Regions from separate parts of the Homo sapiens genome. Here region 2 is linked to region 1. Evidence: read pairs that join two places in POLR2A ChIA-PET (ENCODE). Cell type or tissue: MCF 10A. All regions are shown on one strand.

Region 1 (8,000 bases):
CTTTTGGTAATAGAGCCAAATTAAATTCAGATTTAAAGCTCTTCCTCCAAGTTGCTTTTGGAACTTGATAGACTAATTCCAAACTTCATCTAGAAGAGCGAATGTACGTGAATAGAAGAGCCAAGAGACTGAAAAAGCATAATGAGCTATCACTTTGAGCTGTGATCCTCTAGTAATTTTAACAGCGTGTTTCTAGGGCAGGAGTAAACACAGATCCAGGAACTATGATATAAAGAGAGCAGGGGGAAAAACAGATGTATACACGGAGAGTTGCAGATCACTGAGAAAATAGTGGTTCAGATCAATATCGAGTGCTAGAAAGCCATATGCAAGACAAATATAAGAACTACAGAAAGATGACGTAAGAGAGTATTTTCTAAATCTTGGGATAAAATTTTAATCATAAGCCATGAAAAGAAAGACTGACAAGTTTGAGTGTATAAAAATTTAAAAGTTTTGTACATGAATATGAATAAAATCTGAGAGGACATGTTTACAGTGTAAATAGCAAAAGATAAATATCTCAAAAATACCAAGTGTTCCGACAAATCAAAAGAAAAACAGTCCCATAGAAGAATGGGCAAAGAATGTGAACGGGAAGATCATAGAACTACCACAAATGGGTCCTAAGTATGTTGAAAGTATTCCCTTGTGGCTGGGTGCGGTGGCTCACGCATGTAATCCCAGCACTTTGGGAGGCCGAGGCAGGTGGATCACGAGTTCAGGAGATTGAGACCATCCTGGCTAACACGGTGAAACCCCATCTCTACTAAAAAAAAAAATACAAAAAATTAGCCGGGCGTGGTGGCGGGCGCCTGTAGTCCCAGCTACTCGGGAGGCTGAGGCAGGAGAATGCCGTGAACCCGGGAGGCGGAGCTTGCAGTGAGCTGAGATGGTGCCACTGCACTCCAGCCTGGGCGACAGAGCGAGACTCCGTGTCAAAAAAAAAAAAAAAAAAAAGTATTTCCTTGTAATCAGGGAAAAGATAAATGGAAACAGCATTGATAGATCACTTTTCACTTACCAAATTGTCAAAACTTTAAATCTTGTTAATATTCCTCTATTGTAATAACACAGTACTATGGATTGAGTGCTTATCATTTGCAAGATCCAATTGCTTTACACATATTAACTCATTTAATCTTCTCAAGACCCTGTAATCACCGCAGGCGACCAGCGAGAGTGTGGGAAAAGGCGACGCTGGTGTGCTGTTGGTCGGAATGTAAGGAGGCATGTGGCAGGATTTATCAAAATGTTGGGTAATATGACGTAGTACATCCTGCAGACACCTAGAGCACAGCTCTTTACTGACGACTGAATGCTCTGCATTTGTCCTCTGCCCAGTGGCATGAATTAATAACAGGCAAGTTGGAACGTGTCGAGAGGCAGTAGGGACAAAAACAGAGTTGACTGTATTCGTTACAGAACAGGCACAGGTGTAGATAGCATTAGTCTTCCAGTGACCAGCAATCTCACTTTATCCTGTGATGATAAAGAGCAGCCTGTGTTTGAGAACCAGTTGAACTTTTGCTAGGCTGCAGGTCCCCACAGAACAGCAATTTCAAATCTTGCCCCCCCCCCCCACTCCCTACCTCTTACCAGGTCAGCCATCCCCTCTGTTCTTGGTGTCACCTTCTTGCCGTCACCCACGTTGGCCTGGGCATTGGGCAGAAGCTTCATTGGTTTTGTAGCGTTATTGATGTCAACAAGTATCCCATTTTAGAAGGTAACCAAGACTTCTAATACTTGCATGCAAAAATAAGTCCTAGATGCTTTTAATATTCGATAATGCTGATGTTGAAGTGAAATTCAGTCAAGTGAAACCAATTTTGTAATGGGCTGACAATTCTAAATGGAGCTTTCCAGCGTCCAGCTGACCCTCCTGCCAGTGGTTAATGCTGTGGCTGTTGTCAGGCAGCATCCTGTGGCTGCCATCCCTCGTGGGAAACACAGGCTTGCACACAAGGGCATCCAGAGCAGACAGGGCAATAAAGGCCTAGAAATGCCCACTAAGGACTGGGAGAACAACAGAGGGGAGCCTACAACAAGCCCGAGAGGAGGAGGGCCTGTGGGCATTTCAGCTGTCAAAGGGCTGTCCTGAGAGCCCGCTGCCCCCAGGCAGCCCCAGAGGACAGAGGTGGAACAAGAGTGGCGGAAATGTAGGGTGGTAGGCAGGGTTTTCAGATTTCTGGAAGAACTTTTATTCCTTCCCCCTTCACTGGCAGTAGCCAAGGAGAGATAGTCAGTTATTGCCAATGGTGGAAGGGCTTCTGCAAGACAGGTAGGCCAGGGTGCCTCCCAGCCCTGGTTCCAGGTTCTCTTTAGGTAAAGACTGTTATCAGCAAATGAAACATTGGCCTTCTCATAAAATAATACAGGGGAAACTAGATTTGTAAATTCATGTATTGATTTGGATGGGAGTATATTTAGCCAAATAGCAACAGATCTTAACTGGGAAGATGAGTATTAGTACGTACAGTGATTTCCAGAGATTCCAAAGAATGCCACCTGATCATGTCAGGTTCAGTGCAGATTATGTTTTGCAAGTCTGCAGGATAGCTCCAGCTTGAAACACTTGAGAGCTTTTATCTTTAAAAAATAATAATAATAATAAGTTCTTGTGCCAAAGGCAGAACAATGTATTGTTTTGGTGGCTGCTTTGTACATTTATAAACAGAGGCTTTGATTAATATACGGCAGTGTTTGCTACTTAGATCTTTTTTAGATAGAGGCAGGAAAGTAATTAAGAAGCTGGACACTTGCCAGTTTACATATGGGGCTCATTTAGAATATTACAGCTAGTGTTGGCATGCCAAATGTTTAGGAGTTGTTTAGAAAAAGGGAGAAAGAAGGAGCGGAAAACAAAGGCAGGATGAGAGAGCCGCAGTTTATTCGCCTGCAGCCAATAGGCAAAATGCCGTTATTCTTTTGGCTGACTTTCAAAAACACAGAAGAAAAGTGGCTGTGATGCTAATTGTAACTGGGTCCTGAAGTGAAAATGTTTGTGACAATCGAAAGAATTTAAAGAGGAAGGAAGATCGGTTTAGTGTCAGCTGCAATTAGATAATCAAAGCTGTAAAATCCCATCCGTCCATGCCTCCGCCCCTAGTTGAAGGGGATGAGTCGGGTGCCTCCTGGAGTAGAAAGGGCATTGCCCAGCCCTGCCCGGCTTGCGGCCGCGGGCGCCCGCGGGTGGCCCGGACGCAGACTGGCCCCGGGAGCTTCCTGGCAGCTCCCTGGCAGCTCTACAGGAGGCGGCTCTCGCTGTACCCAGCCGACATGTTGTAGCGAGAGGCCAGGCGAGCCTCGATGCAGGCGTAGAGGCAGCTGTGCACGCGAGGTGGCGTCTCCTAGGAGGGTTGGGCGGCACCGTCTGCAGGTATTTCCTCACCCGTCAGCCCCTCGTAGAGCAGGAGAAACGGAACAAACACGGAACAAATAGTGGCTGCTTCTCGCCAGTCCGTTTGTGACATAACATTCCAGCGTGTGAGTGGTAGCCCGGCGTCCCTAAGCTCTTGGCTGCAATTCAGATTGGATAAAATGGCGTCTTGGAAAAGAGCTGCTTGCTAAAGATCTGCCGCACGGAGCAGAGACTTACCCATGGCTTTCCCTACTGTGGTTTCTCTCTGCTGGGCTGGCACGGGCAGGCCTTCCCAAATTAGGAAGCAAGCCTCCTTTGCCCCCAGTTTCCTTCTTTATTTAATAGACTCTTAACCTTGAGGAAGCAATCTCATTTTACTGCCGTTTTGAAGAAAAACACAAGGCAACAAACTTATTCTTTTGGACACTATTTGTGTTTCCAATAAATCTTGTACTGTGTTCTGCGTTTCATAATTCCTTGTATTTATAGTAGTTGACAGATGAAATGTTTGGGAGTCTGTCCAGCAATGGAATTTTGAATTCAAAGTACTTTCTCCCTGAGATCTTTACACCCAGTAAATGCAGTAGAGGGGGAGGCATCTTTGGTTTTCAAAAGCTGAAGGCTGTTGTAGCATTTATCCTGCCCCTGAAAACCAAGCAGCGAAGGATTTGTGGTATCAGTAAGCCTTAGTAAACGTATACTATCAACTGTTGAAAGCATTGCGAACTAGTTTTTATAATACATATTATTTCAGTTAAAAGGACTGTGATGATAAAGAATGAACACATTTACTATTTGTCAGTGTTAGTACCAGTACAGCATTCTGCACACCTCTGAGTAAATCTTGTCCACACTTTCATATCTGATTAAATCTGATACCTAATTAAAATTTTGCTTACTATGGCTTTTGGAAGCTCTTCATTAAATATTTTCCAGGAAAATTTTATCTTTATATGCTAACATTTTGGAATTTAAAGACAAAGGAAAGCTTTTCTCTTTCAACCATGCTATTATGTAATCCTTTTTAATTTAATCACTTAAGACAGTTACGTTGCTTAGATTTTTATAGACACCTATTTATAGACTGTAAACCACTTAACAGCAGAAGAAAAGAGAATTTAACGTTATACATGAGCTTCATTTCTTTTTTCTTTTTAAGGCTTTTTTTAGGGGAAAAATTATTTGATAATAGAATGTTGTGGTGGGAAGAGCACTAGATTATATTCTGAAAACTCAGATTTCAGTTCATTCCTTACTGTTTATTAGTTACAAACCCTGGCCACTTAGCCTCTCTGAGCCTGTTTCTTCATCTGTAAAACTGACATTGTTTGTAAGGGTCAGCTAAGCCGACGTGTATGGAAATACTTCAAACTCCGAAATGGTATAAAGTATGTGATGTCTTGGTTCATTTCAGAGTTTTCATTCATTTCAAAATGGCTGCTCTTAAAATTCGGTCATTTCACAGATTTTTTTTTTTTTTTTAACGAAATTTAACCTTTTAGACTGCATTTTCATTTTTGGAGTAAATCCTGGTATTCTGATTAAAAGAATATGTGGTGATGGTGGTGATGATGATGGTGCTATTGGTGATGGTGATGATGGAGTTGGTGATGATGGTGGAGATAACAATGATGGTAGTGGTCATCATGATGCTGGTGGTGATCATGGTGGTGGTGCTGATGGTGGTGGTGGTGGTGTTGGTGATGACGGTGTTGGTGATGGTCGTAACAGTGGTGATGGTGGTGGTGGTGATGATGAGGAAGAGGAGACATTCAGGGATTTGATAGAACTAAAAGCATATTTTAATTAGCTCAGTATGCAATACAGTCCCCGGTTTGGGGGTTTTGTATGTATAATTTTCAGAGAGATTCCTAAGCCTACCCTTCAAAAAAGAGCTTATAAGTAGTAGGTGCTTTTCTCTTTCTCCGTGAACCTGCATTGAATTTTCAGTAAAATTAATTTGTGAAGAGCCAGATCATTTGATGAGGTGGAAGAACCAAGAAGTAAGGAACAAGAGAGCAGCTGAAGTATGGAAAAAAAGGAAAAAAGAATAGCAGTATGTCTCATAATGGTAGCCAAAGGTGGAATGTCAGCAGCTGCAGCCTGAAACTTCAGTGGGCTGGGCTGGGCTGGGCACACTCCCTGCTCCTCTCCTGTGACAGAAGATGTACCAGGCCACAGTGTGGCCCCGAGGCTGCAGCCTATCCCAAGAAGTGCAAGGAGGCTATAGAGGTGGGAGAAAAGAGATGGTTGGTTGGTTGATTGGTTCCTTCTTAAGTAAAATAGCATTGTTCCAAATTGACTTCTATAGTAAAACATATTTTTTATAATTTTTTTTATTTCTGTGGGTACATAGAAGGTATATATATTTATGGGTTACATGAGATATTTTGATACAGGCATGCAATGTGTAATAATCACATCAGGATAAATGGGGTATCAGTCATCTCAAGTATTTATCCATTGTGTTACAAATAATCCTATTATACTCTTTTATGTATTTTTTAAATGGACAGTGAAATTATTTTTAGCTATAGTAAGCCTGTTATGCTAGTAATTACTAGGTCTTATTTATTCTTTCTGATTATTTTTTGTACCCATTAACCCTTCTCCACTTCTCCCCACCCCTCACTCTCGCACTACCCTTCCTAGCCTCTATCTTCATAAGTTCAATTATGTTCGTTTTTAACTCCCACAAATAAGTGAGAACATGCAAAGCTTGTCTTCATGTGCCTGGCTTATTTTAATTAACATAGTGACCTCCAGTTCCATCCATGTTGTTGCAAATGACAGGATCTTATTCTTTTTATGGCTGAACAGTATTCCATTGTGTATATCTGCCATATTTTCTTTATTCATCTGTTTATGGACACATAGGTTGCTTCCAAATCTTGGTTGTTGTGAGTAGTGCTGCAGCAAACATCGAAGCTCTCTCTTCAATATACTGATCTCCTTTCTTTTGGGTATATACCTAGGATTGAGGTAGTATAACTTATTATCAAACCCTATCTATGTTTTCAACATAGATTCATAGTCTCAGTTGTAATTTTTTCTAACTAAAAAAGATTTTGAGCTATCAGTTCCTCTTGTACTAACTTCTCTGAATAGATAACCCAGTATTTTTGCAAGTAACTTCAGTTAAGTTGGTTGCTAGTCAACATGGCAACCTAAGCTTAATCTTAACTTTACCTTCAAGACTGAAAATTTAAGCATCATTTATATTACTAGCAAACTGCTTTCAAGTATTGATAAGAATTATTCATTCATTCAATGTATGTTTATTTACTGCTTCTTCTCTGTCAGATACTCTGCTGAACACTGGCAGTAAAAATAGAGCCAGAATAGGTACGCCTTGCCTTCATGGTGTTTACAGCCTAGAGGGAGAACCAGCCAGTCACACGATGACTCACACTAGAATGTGTGCTCCATGAGAGAAAGAAGTCGTTCATCTTGTTTATGGCTGTGTCCCCAGCACAGTAGCTGCATATAGGAGGCACTCAATAATAGTTATTGTTTCAATTGAGTTGGCAAGCTCTGGGCCCATGAGCCACATCTGGCCCATCACCTATTTTTGGAAATAAAGTTTTGTTGGCACACAGCCACACTCATTCTGCTTTTGTGCCACAGCAGCAGAATTGAGTAGTTGTGACAGAGACTATATGGCCCACAAAGCCTAAAGCATTTTGGCTATTAGGCCCTTTACAGAAATTGTTTGCCACCCTGGTTGGTCTAAGTGACTTGAAAGGAAGACTGTTACAATGAATGTATGAGGGAGTCCTAACTAGGGAACAAAAACGTCCCAAATTAAATGTCCATGGATTTGAGATGGGAAAAAAGAATAGACATTGAGCCCAGGCAGGGGATGGCACCTTTAACAGCCCTGTCTTTGGGAGGGCAGGACACAGATGGCACCTCAAGGAACTGTCTGGAGCACAGAGCAGGAGAAAGAATGATATGAATGGCCTCAAAAGAGACCCAACCATTGGTGACCCACTGGGCATTCATTTGGAAAAGAGCACTGTATGCAGTGTTGAGCACATTATTGTGGGTGGGGCAGTAGGGGGCATGGGAAGAGACCTGTTGGAAAGTTATTTACAGTAATCCAGTCAAGACATGAGGGTGCTTGGAACAGGGGCAGTCAGAGGGAAGTTTTATTTCTTGTTTTAATGGAAAAGGTTCTAGAAATACCCAATATGTAAACTCAACAGGCATGACTTCATCCTTATGGCATCCTATATGGCCATCCTTAGGGCACTTCAGCTATTGGGGATGGATATTGGCCTTTGTAGAAGTGACTTTGCTTCCTGCCAGTATTGCCCCATTGGTGGTTATTTTGCTGTGGCATAGTTGAGATCTACACCTCAAAGCCCGGGAAGGTCTGAGTAGGCGGCGTCATTGTAGTGGAAGTGGTTCCCTCAGAAGATGGACGTGCTTGTTCAAAGCAGTCTGGGCTGTACAAGTGCAGCTGATTGGTGACTTCAGCTAGAACTCAGATTGTAGCACTATGCATGTATGGTTTTGTTTGCCCAGGAAGCATATATTGTTTGCCTATATGTGGCAAGCATTTTGAATGGAAAACTAAAAAGATATTTGCCACGCCCTCAAGGAACTCACCTTCAGAAATTAGACACTTAATTCA
Region 2 (8,000 bases), 200 kb before region 1:
TTTAAGACCAGCTTGACCAGCATGGTGAAACCTCATCTCTGCTAAAAATACAAAAATCAGCCAGGCGTGGTGGCACGTGCCTGTAATCCCAGCTACTCAGGAGGCTGAGGCAGGAGACTCACTTGAACCCAGGAGGTGGAGTTTGCAGTGAGCCGAGATGGTGCCACTGCGCTCCAGCCTGGGCAACAGAGCGAGACTCTGTCTCAAAAAAAAAAAAAAAAAAAGAAATAGATGCACTCTGTGGGCCTCGTCTTAGCCCATTTGTGCTTCTATAAGAAAACACCTTAGACTCTTCTTACAGTTCCGGAGGTTGGCAAGTCCAAGATCGAGGCACTGCGTTGGTGTCTAGTGAGGGCTGCTGTCTCTCCAAGATGGCACCTTGGGGCTGCACCCTCACATGGCAGAAGGTGGAAGGGCAAGAGAGCACTCCCTTCAATCTCAGGACCCATATAATAGTGCTGATGCCATTCATGAAGGTGGGGCCCTCATGATTCAATCACCTCCCAAAGGACACACCTCTTAATACTCTTGCACTAGGATTAAGTTTCAATGGGAATCTGGAGGGGATGCCATCATTCACGAGGGATAAAGCTAAGATGAGTGAGTGAAAGCTCTAGGAATATGGATTTTCAGTCTCATAGCTGCCTCAAGATATCGTCAGCTGCTGTTGGAAGGTTGCTGAGGTCCTCATCACAGGAGGCATTCGAATACTGGAAAACTAATTTTGGAGAATAGCACAAGAGGACTCAGTTCAAGACTAAGACTTTGGGGTTTTCCCTGGCAGGTTTTAATTTGGCCCCATGGGTAAAATGATGGATTACTGTCTCTTTGATCTGACATGTGATAATACTCATTGAACATCGATTCAGATGGGAGGCTGAGCCCTGCATGGGAGAAAGAGCAGAAAGCTGTGTGGGAAGGAGTGTGGTGGGAATGGTAGCAGCCTCAGCCTCTCCGTGTTCAGCAGGTAATCAGACCTTCCCCGACAGAAGGCAGCTCACCTGTTAGGTTGTTCCCCTACCTCGCTGTCTGGGGAATCCCAGTCCCCCATTCCCCCTGCCCCCACCACCCCAGCAGCTGATTGAAAAAATCTTCCCACTACAAATAAGGGGTCCCTATAGAGTCTGGGATCTAGCATGTTCTGCTTTCTGTTGCACTTTGGGGATCAGTCTAATGCCCCAGGGATGCAATAGTGCTCCTGACTCTGAAGTCAAAGGACCTTTTGCTGCCTGTCACTCAACCATAACTGGAGCTGACTGGGCTGATCTGTCCAGACAGCGCTCCCAACCTCCCTCCCTGGGTGACCTCCAAAGCTGCACCCTGTTCTCAGGAGGCATCTTCCCCGGCCAGAATCTCCATGCAAACCCCAAGGTTCTGTTGGAGGATACTGCAGGGTGGTCACGCCTCTGAGATGACTCTGCGGACCCTCCCAGCCCTGAGATCCCACGAGGCTTTCCTACCTAGGCCTCTGGAATGCCAGGAAAGGAAAGCCAAATGCTCAGGGCTCCTCACGCTCGCCCCAGTCCCTGGCAGAAGGGAAGCTGCCCTAAGTCTCGCTGGCTGCGGCAGTCCTCCTGGCTGCTGAGTGACTCATCAGCCTCAGCAGAGCCTACTGTGACTGGCGTAGCTCCTCCCACGCTTGCCCTGACCACCCCACTGGGAGAAGGTTCTCAGAACAGATAAGAACTAAGTAGCAGTTACTCTTGGCCTCTCTAAGGCAGGGGGACAAAACGGACCAGGCTGACCAGAGGCAAAACCATGGAGCAGGTGAAGGATGGTCCCAGACCCCTCTCTTCTGCCAGCTCCTCCCACCCTCTTGCCATCCAAAGCAACCCCATTCCCAAGTGGGGGAGCCTCTTTGAGCTCCTTACCCCAATCAGCCCTTCCTCCTACAGGGGCTGCATGCCCCCAGGAGCCCCCTCTGTCCTTGCCTCCCCTAGCCCCATTTCTTCATTGCCCCCCTTAACTGGAGGCCTGGAGGAAGACAAGTGTGTCAGGGAAAATAGTGCAAGACCTTGGAATAGGCAAAAAAGATGAATGGGTATCTATCTAGCACACCTTTTGAGGTTATCTTCATTTTTCATTGTCTTTGAGCTATTTTGCCACTCTGCAAGTTGTAGGAAACTCATAATCATGCAAATGGCCCTTATCCATAGCAACACAAATGAATTGCATCCAGTGGAATGTGGTTGAATACAGCGGAGTATCCTGCAGAATGCAATTGACTGTTGCCCTGTTGCGTGTTTGTGAATTGACTTCAGCATTCCTTACTGCCTATGTATGTGAGGTTCTTTGAACCAGTTGTAACATTGCACTGGTATCTTCCTTAATTAACAAGTTAAATGAAATCACTGGCACGTATTCATTTTATATTTGTATGAGACTCAAGATCTTACCTTTTATCAAAATTATCCACTGGGTGTGTTGACTCACACCTGTAATTCAAGCAATCTGGGAGGCTGAAGTAGGAGTATCTCTTCAGCCCAGAAGTTAGGGGCCAGCCTGGGCAACAGAGCAAGACCCCACCTCTACAAAATTAGAAAGTTAGCCAGGCATGGTGGTACACACCTTTAGTCTCAGCTACTTGGGAGGCTGAGGCAGGAGGATTGCTTGAGCCCAGGAGTTTGAGGCTGCAGTGAGCTATGGCTCCAACACTGCACTCTGGCCTGGGCCACAGAGTGAAACCCTATCTCAAAAAAAAAATTTTTTTTTTTTTGAGATGGAGTCTTTCACTGTCCCCCGGGCTGGAGTGCAATGGCGTGATCTCAGCTCACTGCAACCTCCACCTCCTGGGTTCAAGTGATTCTCCTGCCTCAGCCCCCTGAGTAGCCAGGATTACAGGCGCTTGCCACCACGTCCAGCTAATTTTTTGTATTTTTAGTAGAGACAGGGTTTCACTATGTTAGCCAGGCTGGTCTTGAACTCCTGACCTCAAGATCCACCCACCTCGGCCTCCCAAAGTGCTGGGATTACAGAGGTGAGCCACCGTGCCCAGCAAAAAAAAAAAAACTTTTTAAAAAAAATTTTGAAATGATCCTTTAGCAAGCTTGAAAGACCACCACACTAATTGGTGGTCTTTCAAGCTCTGTGGGTAAGAGCTGGAGGATGGAGCATTTAAGGGTTTCTGTATTTGGAATGTCCAGCAGGAACAGGGAGGGAAAGGGGGCAGCTGTCCCTGTCTACCCTCGACCCTACATTCTCCTCCAAGCCAACTCTGGCCTTGCCCATTTTCCTTTGAGACCGACTCGGAAGTTCCCAGGACTCGGCTGGGCGTGGTGACTCACACCTATAATCTCAGCACTTTGGGAGGCCAAGGCAGGCCGATCACTTGAGGTCAGGAGTTCGAGACCAGCCTGGCCAACATGGTGAAACCGTCTTTACCCAAATACAAAAAAACAAAGAAGAAGTTCCCAGGACTCTGCCTTTAAAAACTGTCCCAGAACCGCCCCACCCCCACCCTGCCACCCCCGCCACTCCGCCTGCCCATCTCTGCAGTTGCTGAGTAACAGTAAGGTCTTGCTGCTGCTGCTGCTGCTGCTGTCACTTTTCCCTTGAAATGACTTACAGCACTTACTTAATAACAAGCATTAGGGGATTACATGTCCAACACATGCTTTCGGGGTCACATTCAAACCGTAGCTGGGATGATAGCTAAAAGGCACAAGGACTTGGGTTTTTTCCAAGGTGATGAAATTCTCCAAAGTTGACTTAAGTGATGATTGCACATATCTGTGAATATGCCAAGAACCACCTGCCAAAAACACAACAGGTGAGTCACATGGTGACTTCATTTGCCAGGGCTACTATAACAGAATACAACAGACTGGGTGCCTTCAACCACAGAAACCTATTTCCTCACAGTTCTGGGGGCTGGAAGTCTAAGAGAAGGTGTCAGCAGGGTTGGTTTCTTCTTTTGTTTTTTTTTTTGAGATGAGGTCTCACTCTGTCTCACTGGCAGTGGTGTGATCATGGCTCACTGCAGCCTCCTGCTCCCAGGCTCAAGCGATTCTCCCACCTCAGCCCCCCGAGTAGCTGGGACTACAGGTGTGTGCCACCACAGCTGGCTAATTTTTGTACTTTTTGTAGAGATGGGGTTTTGCCATATTGCCCAGGCTGGTCTTGAATTCCTGGGCTCAAGCGATCCTCCCGCCTCAGCCTCCCAAATGACTGGGATTATGGGCATGAGCCACTGTGCCCGGCCCACAGGGTCAGTTTCTTCTGAGGCCTCTGGCCCTGAGTTGCAGATGGCCACCTTCTCCTGGTGCCTGGTGTCACAGGGTCCTTCCTCTGCCTGTGGGCATCTCTGCTGTTTCTGTATGAGTCCAAATCTCCTTCTCTCAGGAGAACATCAATTGTTAGATTGGAGCCCATCCTAACAGGCTCATTTTAACTTAATCACCTCTTTAAAGGTCTATTTCCAAATACAGTCACATTTTGAGGGACTGGGGATGAGGGCCTCAACATAAATTTTGGAAGGACACAGTTTAGGCCATATGAATTATATCTCAATGCAACTGTGTTTTAGAAAATGAGCGAAAGATCCCCACAGCTTTTGTCAAACAGGGGGCTCTTATTCCTCTCCAAGGGAGGCCACCATTTAACTTCCTCCCATATTTCTCCGGAATCAAAGGTGACTGTCTCAGCTTCCCCTAACCTCAAATGGGCAGGCCAGGCCACAGGCAGAGGTTGATGGTTTGGAGTCTAGCAGACCTGGCTTTTGCACCTGGTGGGACAGGTGGACTCTCTGGGCTTGAAGCATCTCTAGGAGCCTCAACCCCTGCAAGGAGCCAGGTGTCCCTCCAAACATCCACGAGGAAATCTAACCTGGCTCGCTGACATGTACCAGGCTCTGTTAGGGGAGGTACAAAGGGAGGCGACTGGAGGCGAGTCCCCACAAAGTAACCTGTGCCCTGCCTTCGGGGGTATCACCAGGGTGGTCGTTGGCCCCGACCTCAGGCGGCTCATAGCCTGGCCAGGACCACCCCACTCAAACCTGAACCCAGGCCTAAGGGTGGGTGGGAGAGCTGGGGGGACTGGAGACTGAGCTCCCTCATCCACTCTCTTTCCCCAGCACCACAAGGGCTCCACACAGATGACCTGAACACAGAACAAATGGGGCTCACCATGGCAGCCGCCAGCAGTGGGTGTCTGAGGCAGGCCCTGGAGGGCCAGCTCCCTCTCCCAAGGCACACCGCCCACCAGGCTGCCTGTTGGAGCCTGTAGCCCCTGCCGATGCATCGGAAGGGCGATGCCTCCAAGATTTCGGGCCGTCTCTCCTTCTGTTGTGAATTGCTCTCCTGTGTGCTCCTGGCAGGCCTGGCACCTTCAAAGCATTCTGTGGATATTAACTAATTAGTGTAAACACTGCAATGCAGTGATGACCTATTAGGAGGCTGTTGTTGGTATCAGATGATTAAAGGTGGTGAAAGCCTCCCCGACAGCTCTTCTGGGACTCAGCTCCAACTTTTCTCCCTGCAAGCCTGGTCTCATGGCCTGGAGAAGCATAATGAGGTCAGAGTCTGGTGAATTCAGAGTAGGTAAGAAAACGCAGTGCCTGCTGCCTCCGCCAGCTAACCCAAAGAATCTGTGGCAATGGCTGCTCAAGAAGAAATCTTGGCCTGGACTACAGGAGACAAGAAGTTTGGACTCACGTGTGACCAAAGGATCTGGGACTCCCAGTGTCCATAGGTCAGCGCACAACTAGTGCCAAGGAGGACCCTAAAAGGAGAGCCATGCGGCGGGGAGGGTCACAGGAGCCAGGGGGCTGGCTGCTGGGCCCTGCTGGGACACTGACCGGCTCCCTGATCTCTGGAAAGTCACCTCATTCATTCATTCAACAAACTCTCCAAAGCATTAAAAACATAGATACCTGCATTCTTGTCTCATCAGCAAATCACGGCACTCTTGCCTTCTAAATTTATCCAGAATCAGCCACTTCTTACCTTCCCCAAATATCATCATGCGATGACTCCAGTAGCCTCCCAACAGCTCCCCATGCTTCCCCTAGCCCCCCGTCCCCCGCAGTGTCGGAACACATCGAGTGTCAACACAGCAACCTCTTTGGCTCAGAAAACCCCAGCGGCCTTCATCCTCATCAGAGGAAGCACACAACCCTCACAACTTCCTTCTCTCACTCCCAACAGGCCTTCTTGCCTTCCTCCACGGCACCCAGCGCATTCTGCTTTAGGGCCTTGACACTTGCAGTTCCCTGTGCCTTGAGCCGTCTCCCGCCAGAAACCGTTTGGCTCGCTTCTTCACCTTCCCCAAGAGGTCTTCCCTGTCCACACCATCTAAACAGCGATCAGCAAACTTTTTCTGGAAAGGGCCAGAATGTAAACATTTTCAGCTTTGCAAGCCGGGCAGTCTCCGCAGCAACTCTTCAACTCCAAGGCAGTCCTCGGCCACACATGCATGGAGGAAGAGCGCTGTATTCCAATAAAACTTTATTTATAAACACTGGCTACCATGGACTGATTTGACCCAGGGACCGTTGTTTGCCAACAGCTGATCTAAAAAATCAACTCACCATTCCCTCCTCTCTCCTCAGCTCAGTTGTTCTTGGTGGTATGCATTGACATGTGATATGTAGACAATTGTCTACCTCTTTGTCACCTGCCTCTGCCACTGGAACATCAGCTTCACAAGAACAAGGACTCGGTCTATTTTGCTTATTGCTGTATCTCTAAATCCTCAGACAGTGTCTGGCATACAATCAGCACTCGTATTAAAAATAAATACAAGCCACACATTATGCATCGGGGAGGAGGCCACCCACTGGCTTCTACAAAGATCTGGGTTCTGTAACGAAATCTTTTCAGCGTGGGTTTCTCTAAGGAGCAAGCAGGAAGAACAGGTATGAGGAGCAAGACCTTCAGACCAGCCCACTGCCTGGAGACTTTGGACTCAAATGAAAAGCACTGTCTGAGCCTTGTTTGGAAAGGAAACTCTCCAGTGTCTGAGCCTCATAATCAACCAGCAGGAATGCTTGTGACATTTCACAACAAATAATAACAATTTCTTACCTCCGTGGGCTTCCTAAGAGGCAGTCATACTGGCTCATTTGACTTGCACATACCTGTGAGTGGGTAAGTTCTATATTTTACCGATGAGGTACACAAAGCGCAGATAGCCTTGCCCAAGGTCACACCGGGAGGAAGCAGCCGGAGCCAGCCCAGAATCCAGGCTTCCAGCTTCCACCGCAGTGCTGCTCTGACACATCCTCCTTACAGGCCAGCCTCCTGTTTCCCCGATGCATAAGCCAGTGCTAACGCCACATATCACTTAACAGATATTCGCCGAGTCCCTATGTTATGCAAGAAACTGAACTAAGTGCAATGCAGGAGGTAAAGATACTCAAGTAAGTCCTGGTGGTAAAGAGACTCTACAGGAGAGCCAGTCTGACCTTCCAAGGCAGGAATCTCCTTCTCGGCATCGCATGCTGGTTATTCCTGTAAACCGAAGTCATCACAAACTTAAAACAACAGCTTAAAACAGCAGCTTAAAACAACACGCATTTGTTATCTCACAGTTTCTGTGGGTCAGGAGTCTGGGTGTGGCTTAGCTGGGCCCTCTGCTTCAGGGTCTCATCTAAAAGCTATAGCCAAGATCAGAGCTGCAGGCTTCTCTGAGGCTCAACCGAGGAAGGATCTGCTTCCCAGCTCCCATGGATGGTCGCAGCATTCAGTTGCTTGTGGCTTCTTAAATGGAAAGCCTCACTTTCTTGCTGGCTATTGGCCAGAGGTCACCATCATGTCATGCATTGGACAGAGGCTGCTGTCAGCTCCTTGCTTTGTGGGCCTCCCCAGTGTGGCCACTTACTCCATCAAGGCCAGCAAGAGAGTCTCTCAGCAAGACAGATGTCACAATCTTATGAAATCACAAGAGTGACATCCCGTCACTTTGCTGTATTCTCTTGCAACGTTAAAGGCAAGTCACAGGTGCTGCTTGCACTGAAGGCGAGAGGACTGCATAAGGCCGTGAACACCAGCAGGTAGGACCGT

Evidence for each region. Peaks named below come from ENCODE experiments on the same cell type or tissue, not always from the same donor. Only the 100,000 strongest peaks of a DNase experiment are listed, where the experiment ranks them.
Region 2: POLR2A ChIA-PET joins it to region 1 with 5 read pairs; 1 of 35 experiments calls an interaction of 5 or more read pairs at or near these places.

The regions. Positions count from the first base shown.
Region 1 is chr17:78,037,739-78,045,738 of GRCh38, forward strand. The region is part of intron 4 of TNRC6C (trinucleotide repeat containing adaptor 6C); the gene reads left to right. Among named protein-coding and RNA genes, the nearest start is that of TNRC6C, 83 kb to the left of the region's middle. In MCF 10A, no CTCF peak of the experiment used is centred here; a DNase peak (open chromatin) is centred at 3,443.
Region 2 is chr17:77,833,082-77,841,081 of GRCh38, forward strand. LOC105371908 (a long non-coding RNA gene) reads right to left here and starts at 7,557. Exons shown (of 4, transcript XR_935001.2): 1 at 7,403-7,557. In MCF 10A, no CTCF peak of the experiment used is centred here; DNase peaks (open chromatin) are centred at 1,590 and 3,690.